2 separate regions of the Homo sapiens genome follow, and region 2 is linked to region 1. Evidence: read pairs that join two places in POLR2A ChIA-PET (ENCODE). Cell type or tissue: MCF 10A. All regions are shown on one strand. Each heading gives the region's core, and the rest is flanking DNA. Links, peaks and the distances in the headings are about the cores only.

Region 1 (4,396 bases), core at 211-4,210:
TCCAGGTGACAGTCACTGAAGGCAGAAGTAGCATCTTGGTGGCAGGGGAGGGGAGGGCAGACTTGAGAGATATTTAGGAAGTAAAATGAGCAGAAAATAGGCCTGAGGGAGGAGTCAAAATGACCTTCAGTTTGGAGATTGCCACCTAACCAAGATAGAGAATTCAGGAAAAGGAGCATTTGGTGAGGAAGACATTGAGCTCAGTTTGAGGCTTATTGAGTCTGACGGACCTACGAGGCTGCTGGTTGGAGATGATCAGAGAGTGTGGGGCCATATAGGACTGGATGGAAGAGATGCACCTTGTTCTCTGGATCCCAATAACAAGAAGACCCAGCCTCTGCCTTGAAGAAGTTCAGTGTCCTGCTAGGAGGCAGACATTCAAATGGGAAATTATAACACAGGCTAAGAGAGACCCAATTGCTGTAAGAATGCACCCACTGCCCTCACATCCACTGTTTTCTCAGATAGCAGTATGCTCAGTACAACTATCACTAGTAGCAAATGGGTAATTAATGGTGTGTAGTTGGGTCAGAGAAGGTTCAGAGAACAAGAGAGTTTTGAACTGGACCCTAAAGAATAAACAGAAATTTATCAAGCAGGGGACTGAGGTTGGCATGTGGGTTAGCACTTCCCAACTGTTGGGAAGAGACACATAAAAATGTGGAGGAGCTATAGGGAGGGTTTTGTGGCCTCTTGTTGGGGCTGCTTGGTAACTAGAGGGACGGGGAGGAGGAGATGAGAGAGTAAAGGGATGAGAGATTGAGAGGGCTTGGAAGGCAGGCTAAGGTGCTCTGACATGATTCTATGGGAAGTGAGATCTCTCTACTGGTCTTAAATATGGGAGACCTGGGTTTTAGACTTGGGTTTTGGGCCAATTTCTTTGACATCAATATGGCTCATAGATTGGAGTGAAGCACTATTGAGGCTGAAAGGACAGAGACGGGCCTGGAGACTACTGCAATGGTCCAAGCAGGAGAGAGTGAGGGCATCAGCTGCTGTGGGGTAAGTGAGCAGCAGGATGGAAAGGGTGAATGCAAAAGACCCTTTAGAGGGAAAACATGTAATGATGATCACTTGATGGGGGCCAGGGAAGAGTCAGGATGACAGGGAGATTTCTAACTGGCATGGTTGGTATAATCCACTGTGAAAAGAAACTGTGAGGAGTAAAGTGTGGAGAGATGGGGGTACACAGAAGGAGTTCAGTATTGGACGGGTTGCATTTGAGGAGTCTACAGAGAACTCGAATAAGCAGCTGATATGTGGATCTGGAGCTCAGAAGAGAGATTCAGACTTACAAGCTGCCAGTGTAAAGGTGACAGTTGGGCCTTGGAATGGATTAGATCATTGAAAGAAAATGTATAAAGTGAAAAGAAAAGAAGGCAGGAAATGACATAGGGGGATCATCAGCATGCAAAGGGCCGCAGGGGAAGACAAAATGCAAAAAGGGCAGAGTGAGGATGATGAGGGAGAGGTCGAAAGAGAATCCACCCAAAGGCATGCCACTAATGTCAGGAGCAGAAGTGTGCCTCCTCCAGACTCCCATGGTATTTCCAGCCCTCCCTTTATGTTATTTTAAATTTTTAATTGTTTAATTTTTAACAATTTTTGTGGGTACATAGTAGGTGTATATATTTATGGGGCACATGAAATATTTTGACACAGGCATGCAATGTGAAATAAGTTAATCATGGAGAATGGGGTATCTATCCCTTCAAACATTCTCTGAGTTGCAAAAAACCCAAGTACATTCTTTAAGTTATTTAAAAATACACAATTAAGTTGTTATTGTCTATAGTCATCCTATTGTGCTATCAAATAGTAGGGCTTATTCATTCCAGCCCTCCCTTGAACAGGATGCATCTCCATGCCTTGTGATTGTTTATTCACTTGTTTCTCTATTAGCTTGTGGACTCCTGACATTCAGTGGCCATGTTCTGCACCACTATTGGCTGAAATTTGGCACAGGGTTGGGCATGAGGTGGGAACTCGATGACCACTGGCCAATGAAGAGGTTAATGCCACCAAATGTAGCAGAGAGTCAGGTAAAATGAAGAGGCAGAGGCAATTGGATGCACTAGAAATTTTAGCTGTTTCTGCAGGGCGGAATGAAGAAGTCAGTTTGTGTTGCTGGGAACAGGAGGCTCACTGCTTTTGTTTGACACATCTGAGTTAGTCAGCGAAGAGAGAAGGGCAATAAATACACCGCAATTAGTAAAACAGAAGAACTGTCTTATGAGTCACAAGACTGAAGTTAACACGCCGGGCTGAGTAATGAACTCATTTATGTCCTTCCCTGCCCATCTCTGTGCTTGTTGCATCACAGCTTGTAAAAATCTTTATTTGGGATCCTTGACAGAGCCAGTGATCACGTCAGTCTGTACTTGTTACAAGATAAGTACAGTCACGCGTTGTTTAACCTGGAGGATTAGTGCTAAGAAATGTGTCGTTAGTCGACTGTGTGAACATCATAGAATGCACTTACACAAACCTAGGTGGTAGAGCCTATTACACACCTAGGTATATGGTGTATGTAGCCTATTGCTCCTACCCTGTAAACCTGCGGAGCATGTTACTGTACTGAGGACTGTAGGCAATTGTAACATGATGGTAAATATTTGTGTCTCTAAACATAGAAGAGGTACACTAAAAATACAGCATAAAGGATTTAAAAAATGGTACATCTATACAGGGCACTTACTATGAATGGAGCCTGCATGAGTGTAAGCTGCTCTGGGTGAGTCACTGTGTGAGTGGTGAGTGAATGTGGAGGCCCAGGACATCACCATACACTGCTGCAGGCTTTATCAACACTGAATACTTAGGCCATACTAATTTTATTAAATTTTTTTTCTTCAATTATAAATTAATCTTAGTTTACTGTAACATTTTTACGTTATACACTTAAATTTTTAAAACGTTTTGACTCTTTTGCAATAACGTAACTTAAAACACAGACACATGATACACCTGTACAAAAATATTTTCTTTTTTAGATCCCCATTTCTTAAGCTTTTTTCTATTTCTAATTTTTTTTTTTACTTTTTGAACTTTTTTTGTTAAAAACCAAAGCACACTAGCTGGGCATGGTGGCACATGCCTGCAGTACTAGCTACTCAGGAGGCTGAGGCAGGAGGATCACTTGAGCACAGGAGTTCCAGGCTGCAGTGAGCTGTGATCCTGCCACTGCAATCCAGCCTGGATGATGGAGCAAGACCCTGTCTCTACAAAACAAGCAAACAAAGGCATGAACACACAGATTAGCCTATGTCTATACAGGGTCAGGATCATCAATATCACTGTCTTCCACCTGGACGTCTTGTCTCGCTGGAAGGTCTTCAGGAGCAATAACATGTGTGGAGTTGTCAACCCCTGTGATAACAATGCCTTCTAGAATCCTCCTGAAGGACCGGCCTGAGGCTGTTCTACATTAACTTTAAAAAAAATAAGCAGAAGGAGTACACTCTAAAATGACTATAAAAAGTGTAGCATAGTAAATATATAAAATAGTAACATAGCTATTTATTTCATTATCAGTTACATATTGTACATAATTGCATGTGTTAGACTTTTTTATGACTTGCAGTGTGGTAGGTTTGTTTACACCAGCATCACTACAAACACGTGAGTAATGCATTGGGCTACAACATCATGACAGCTACTACGTCACTAGAGGATAGGAATTTTTCAGTTCTCTTATAATCGTATGGGACCACTGTCATATATGCAGCCCATTGTTGACCAAATCGTGGTTACACAGCACATGACTAATTTGTGCTGTATGAATATTTACAAAGATTGGAGGAGCTGTTAAGTCAGGAAGGGATGACATCTCGGAGGAAGGAGGGTATGTAGTCATCTGGGTTCCATTTGGGTCCTTGATTCTCTAATCTGTAACATCTACTATCCCTGGCTGGGCTTGTGATGAATCAGGCCTCACACCTGCCCTTCCAGACCAGCAGTGAGCCACTGTCTGTCTCATAGCCCATCTTTGTGCCTGATAAGCAGGGGTATCTAGCTTTGGGAGATGACACTGAGTTAGAAGTTAAGATGGGGTCTAAGAATAGAAGGCTTTGGAGCAGAGGTATTGAATGTAGTAGTGATGAAAGAGGTGGCTGCTTTAAAATAAGAGGTGGTCCAGGAAGAAATGGCTCTGGCAGGATTAGCCCTTAGCATTTAAGCCCCACTTGCTCCTTTTGAATTGTTATATTTCAGCAGACAAAGATCCTAGTGAGGATTGTCTAACTGATGTCTGAAGACAAGCTGAGACTCCATCTTAGGCAGTAGCAAACCCCAGGCACAAGATCTCTTCATACAGCTTCTTTCCCCAGCTGCCAAATGCATTTTCCTCTTGTTTTCATTAAGCTTCTGGTTTCTGTTCCTGTCAATATCATCACAT
Region 2 (4,396 bases), core at 257-4,256, 77 kb after region 1:
AGCAAGGGCACATGGAAGAAGACCCGGCTGTTTCTGAAATGAGTTACCCAGGGTAATGGGCAACTTGGACATAAAGAGGCTGCTTTAACATGGGGGTGAGGTTAAGTGGGGTGTATATGAACAGCTAAGGAAAAATAGGCTACAGAGTGACAGAATCTGCTGGTGTAGCGGCCATCAAGCAAGAAGCAGAATTGCCGGCCATCTCACATCTTAAAGATGTCTTCTGTCCACTGTTTCTTTGTGAGGATCAGGACACGGCTAATGGGATGTGGAACTTCCCTCCAACCTGGACTAAAGGCAGGGAGGCCACGAGGGCAGAGTTGCTTTTCAGCGCTCAAAGCTGGAGAAATCTAAAACGATATCACATAACCAAGTACCCAAGAGTGGCGTGCCTTTCAGGAGGCATTTCAAAGTGTGAGTGGCCTTTCATCACTATCGAGTCTGTGGGACATGGTGTGAGTTGTCAGATCACCCCATGTCAGCTCAGTGTTCAGAGGATGCTCTGAACTGGAGAGGATTCCTCTGGCCTCTTCAGAAGTCTGAAGACTTCTTTCCATTGTAAATAAAGATATGCGGGCAAGGGAAGCAGGTGAATTTCCCAAGATTGGCAGTGAGCTGAGTAAAACAAGGGTCATGGAGGTGGGCAAGTGGGCACAGGCTCACCTCAAGTTGACCAGAGTCAATTTTTTCCCAGATAAGGAACTGGAGGCCAGTAACAATGGGCACTGCTCTGCAAAGTGCCAGTCACTTTCCCCCTTCCTTCTTTCCTTTGCACTTTGTATAGTACTTTGTACAGTACTTTGTCTTTCTAGCTCATCCTGACACTCCATTTAGGAGGTACCACTATCCAGACAGGCACAGCATACACATTAGCTTTCTTATGTATGGCAGAGGTCCTCTGTCTTCAAGTAGGCCCCTTTGCCTCTTGCAAGCCTGCGTAGCAGATTCCTGACCCAGGAGCACCCGAGACAGCTCATTCCAGCAGCTCAGATATCAGCATCTCTGCCCCAGTGTCCTCCACATCTGACTGATCCCCACCTGGGTCATGTTGAAGCCACATGGCCCTGAAATCCCTTTTATGTGGGACTGTCGCCACCCTCCTTGGAAGAGTCTATAACTTCAACCCCTTCCCCACAACTTTGAGCTTCTATAATCTTTACTTCTCCTTAATTAATTGCTAGCCCAGTCTGCAGACCCCTGTGTGCCTTGAGGAGGAAAAGATGAAGTAGGAATCAGTGGTAAGGAAAGATCTGCAGAGGAAGTGAGACTGAGCTGATACTTGAAGGATGGGTGGCATGCTTTCTCTCATTTAGACAAAGGAGAAAGAAAGATAGAAGGAAAGAAAGAAAGAAAGAAAGAAAGAAAGAAAGAAAGAAAGAAAGAAACAAAGAAACAAAGAAAGAAAGAAAGAGAAAGAAAGAAAGGAAGAAGAAAGAAAGAAAGAAAGAGAGAGAGAAAGAAAGAAAAAAGAAAGAGAAAAGAAAGAAAAGGGTGCTCTAGACAGAAGGAGAAGCATGTGCAAAGGCACCAAAGTGTGACAGTGCAGAGTGATTCCATGAGAAGTGCAAGTCAGTGGGGCTATAGCATAGGTGTATGGGGCACAGCAGCTGGAATTGACACTGTTAAAGCCACTCTGTAGAGAGCGTTGAATGCAATGCTCAGAAATTTGGCCTCGGACTTGGCTCTGTCAACAATTAAAGTCCATAAAAAATTTTTAAGTATGGATCTAACATGATTAAATTTGGGTTGTAGAAAGCTGAAGGTAGCTGCGTGAAAGGTGGATTCATGTGGGCAAAGACCAAAGGCAAAGAGACCTGGTGGGGAGCTGTTCAAATCACATCCAGGCGAGACAACAGCTAGGTCCTCGTTGAGTCCATGGTGGACCAGGTGGACCATGCATCTGGCACAACTGAGGCGGCTCTTACGCAGAGGCTCTGGGCACTTCTGCGGAGAGGAATCTCAGATCCTCCCTAGAATACAGTTTTAGAACCCCATGTCTACAGTTTTAGAACCCTGTCTCTCCACTCTCCTTTTCCCAGGACAGTGAATAAAGTGGATTTTCTGAAGAGGAAGCACAGAGACCCTTGCTAAGAATGAAGGCAGAATGGTATATAGAGTAAGACATGCCCTGCTGCTACTCTATCTAGTAGCTGCACGAGGAGTCTCCTCGATGAATTTCCTCAAAATATTGCACACATTTCATTGGTTTACTGATGCCAAGTTGGCTATAATGAGAAATGTGCCAGCATCAGAAAGATTCCAAAACAGACCACTCTCCCCTGTGTCAGTCTCGTCCCTCTTCCTATATCCGCTCTTTCTCTCTTCTCTCCCTGTAATCTAAGACCAAATTGTGCATGACCTTTCTCTCCCCTCAGGGCCCCTCTTTCTGCTGGTTACCTGCTACTGGCTCTCCTCCTGGTTTTACTGTAAGCAAAATTAAAAAAAAAAAAGGCGGGATGGGCAGGGAGCCTCTCTACTGGGGAGCACCCGACAGTGAAGGTTAGAAGACATGAGGCTAATGAACTACAGAATATTGGTTACATCTCACTTGATTACACTTAGAAAATGTAAAACCACCTTTTAGTCATGACTGGCCATTTATCTGCTGGAATGCTCAGAGCAACACTCCCAATCACATTTATTTCCTGCCTTCAGGTTCCAGTCAAGGTTTCTGGAAATTAGTGATTCATCACTGAATACAACAACTAGCACTGGGATCTGCCAAGACAGGAAAAATCACCATGTCCCTGTGCCAAGGAGCTGTCTCTCATTGGTAATATCTTCATGCAGCTGCTAGGACCAGCACACAAAATCCATACACGTGCCAGGAGCAGCAGAGCCACCTGATTATGTGTGCCATTAATAACAAAACAGAGTTCCATTGCTCCAGTCTGGCCCCCAGGCCCCTGATAGGAAGGGAACAGGGGAGCCCACTGAGGGTCTGCTTTGGGTCCTTAGGTACATGAGGTTTACTCATTTGGGTGAGAGAGAAGGAAATCTTGTTTTTCCTGGGCCATAACTAAAGGGAGCACCACTCACACATGAAATGTTCAGAGTCAAGTTTGTTGTAATGTCTCAAACACTGATATTAAAAACGGCAAGGCAATAACAATAGCAATGCATTGATGAGGGTATGAGAACCTTCTAATCAAACACGGTGGATTAGACATACATAGTTATTTCTGCTCCCTCCTAAAAATCTCAACACTGTGGTGGCAGAATCTTAAGATAGCCTGCAAGATTTCTCCCTTCCTGGTACACATGCTCTGTGTAATCCTTGGAGCTATGAATATCAGATTTTACTCCTGTGATGAGGTTATGTTACATGACACAGTTTGGTGTTAAGACAGAAAGATTATAGAGGTGGGCCTGTCCTAATCGCATGAGAACTTTAAAAGCCTTACTTTTTTTCAGCTTGTTGCAGAGAGGGAAGCATGAAAGAAATACAATGCAAGAGAGGTTCTCTGTTGCTGAGTGGAGGTGGCCCATAGCAAGGATCTGAGATTCATCAACAGCCAGCAAAACAATGGGGACTTCAGCCCTACAACTACAAGGAAATGAATTCTGCCATCAACCTGGAGTAGCTTGGAACAGTCTTTCCCTAAGTCAAGCTTTCACATGAGGGTGCAGCTGGTCAACACCATGATCCCAGTCTGAGAACCTGAGCTAAGTACCCAGCTAAAACACCCTGGACTCCTGACCCAGGAAAACTGTGAGATAGTTAATTTGTGTTGTTTTAACCTGCTATTTTTGTGATAATTTGTTGTGCAGCAATAGAGAGCTAACACACTCTCTAAAAGTAATAAAGATTTAAGCCCATAAAGGGAGGCTATTACAACAGAGGAGAGGTGGCCAACAAATTTTGCAAGATGAGAAACAGGTAGACATAGGTCACTAATTTAGAAGAACAGAAAAAGCACCTGCAGAAGGGGAAGCCAAAAAGTAACTATCTGATTTGGGACTCAGGAAGTAGAGAGACAAGTGCCTCTGAAGAATGGGGTGCACATGACACTGCAAACCGGAAGACTAGGCAGGAGGCTGCATGAGGAGCTGCTGGACTCCCTAGAGTCCCCTCTCTGCCCCTACCCAGCCAAACAACTTTCCAACCCTCACCTCCACAGGAGGCAAATGGTTACCCTCTGAGATGCTGAATCAGATAGACTCTGGACTTGAGGACATCTGTCACAAAGAATAGTAGGTGTGAGGTGAAGTACTAAAACAGGAGTATTAAGTGAGGCCCCTATACTGAGCCATGGAACTCTTCCCCCCTCACCCCCCATCCTTTTCCCCTTTCCCTCACCCCCTTGGGAAGGAGACTGGAACAATGTCTCTGTAGAAATGAAGCTGATAATGCTTCTCCCTACCCTACTTCCACTCCATGTGTGCACATGTATAC

Evidence for each region. Peaks named below come from ENCODE experiments on the same cell type or tissue, not always from the same donor. Only the 100,000 strongest peaks of a DNase experiment are listed, where the experiment ranks them.
Region 2: POLR2A ChIA-PET joins it to region 1 with 6 read pairs; 2 of 35 experiments call an interaction of 5 or more read pairs at or near these places.

Annotation. Positions count from the first base shown.
Region 1 is chr1:175,468,916-175,473,311 of GRCh38, forward strand. The region is part of intron 2 of TNR (tenascin R); the gene reads right to left. Among named protein-coding and RNA genes, the nearest start is that of TNR, 270 kb to the right of the region's middle. In MCF 10A, for the core only: no CTCF peak of the experiment used is centred there; a DNase peak (open chromatin) is centred at 2,286.
Region 2 is chr1:175,546,228-175,550,623 of GRCh38, forward strand. The region is part of intron 1 of TNR (tenascin R); the gene reads right to left. Among named protein-coding and RNA genes, the nearest start is that of TNR, 200 kb to the right of the region's middle. In MCF 10A, for the core only: no CTCF peak of the experiment used is centred there; a DNase peak (open chromatin) is centred at 2,704.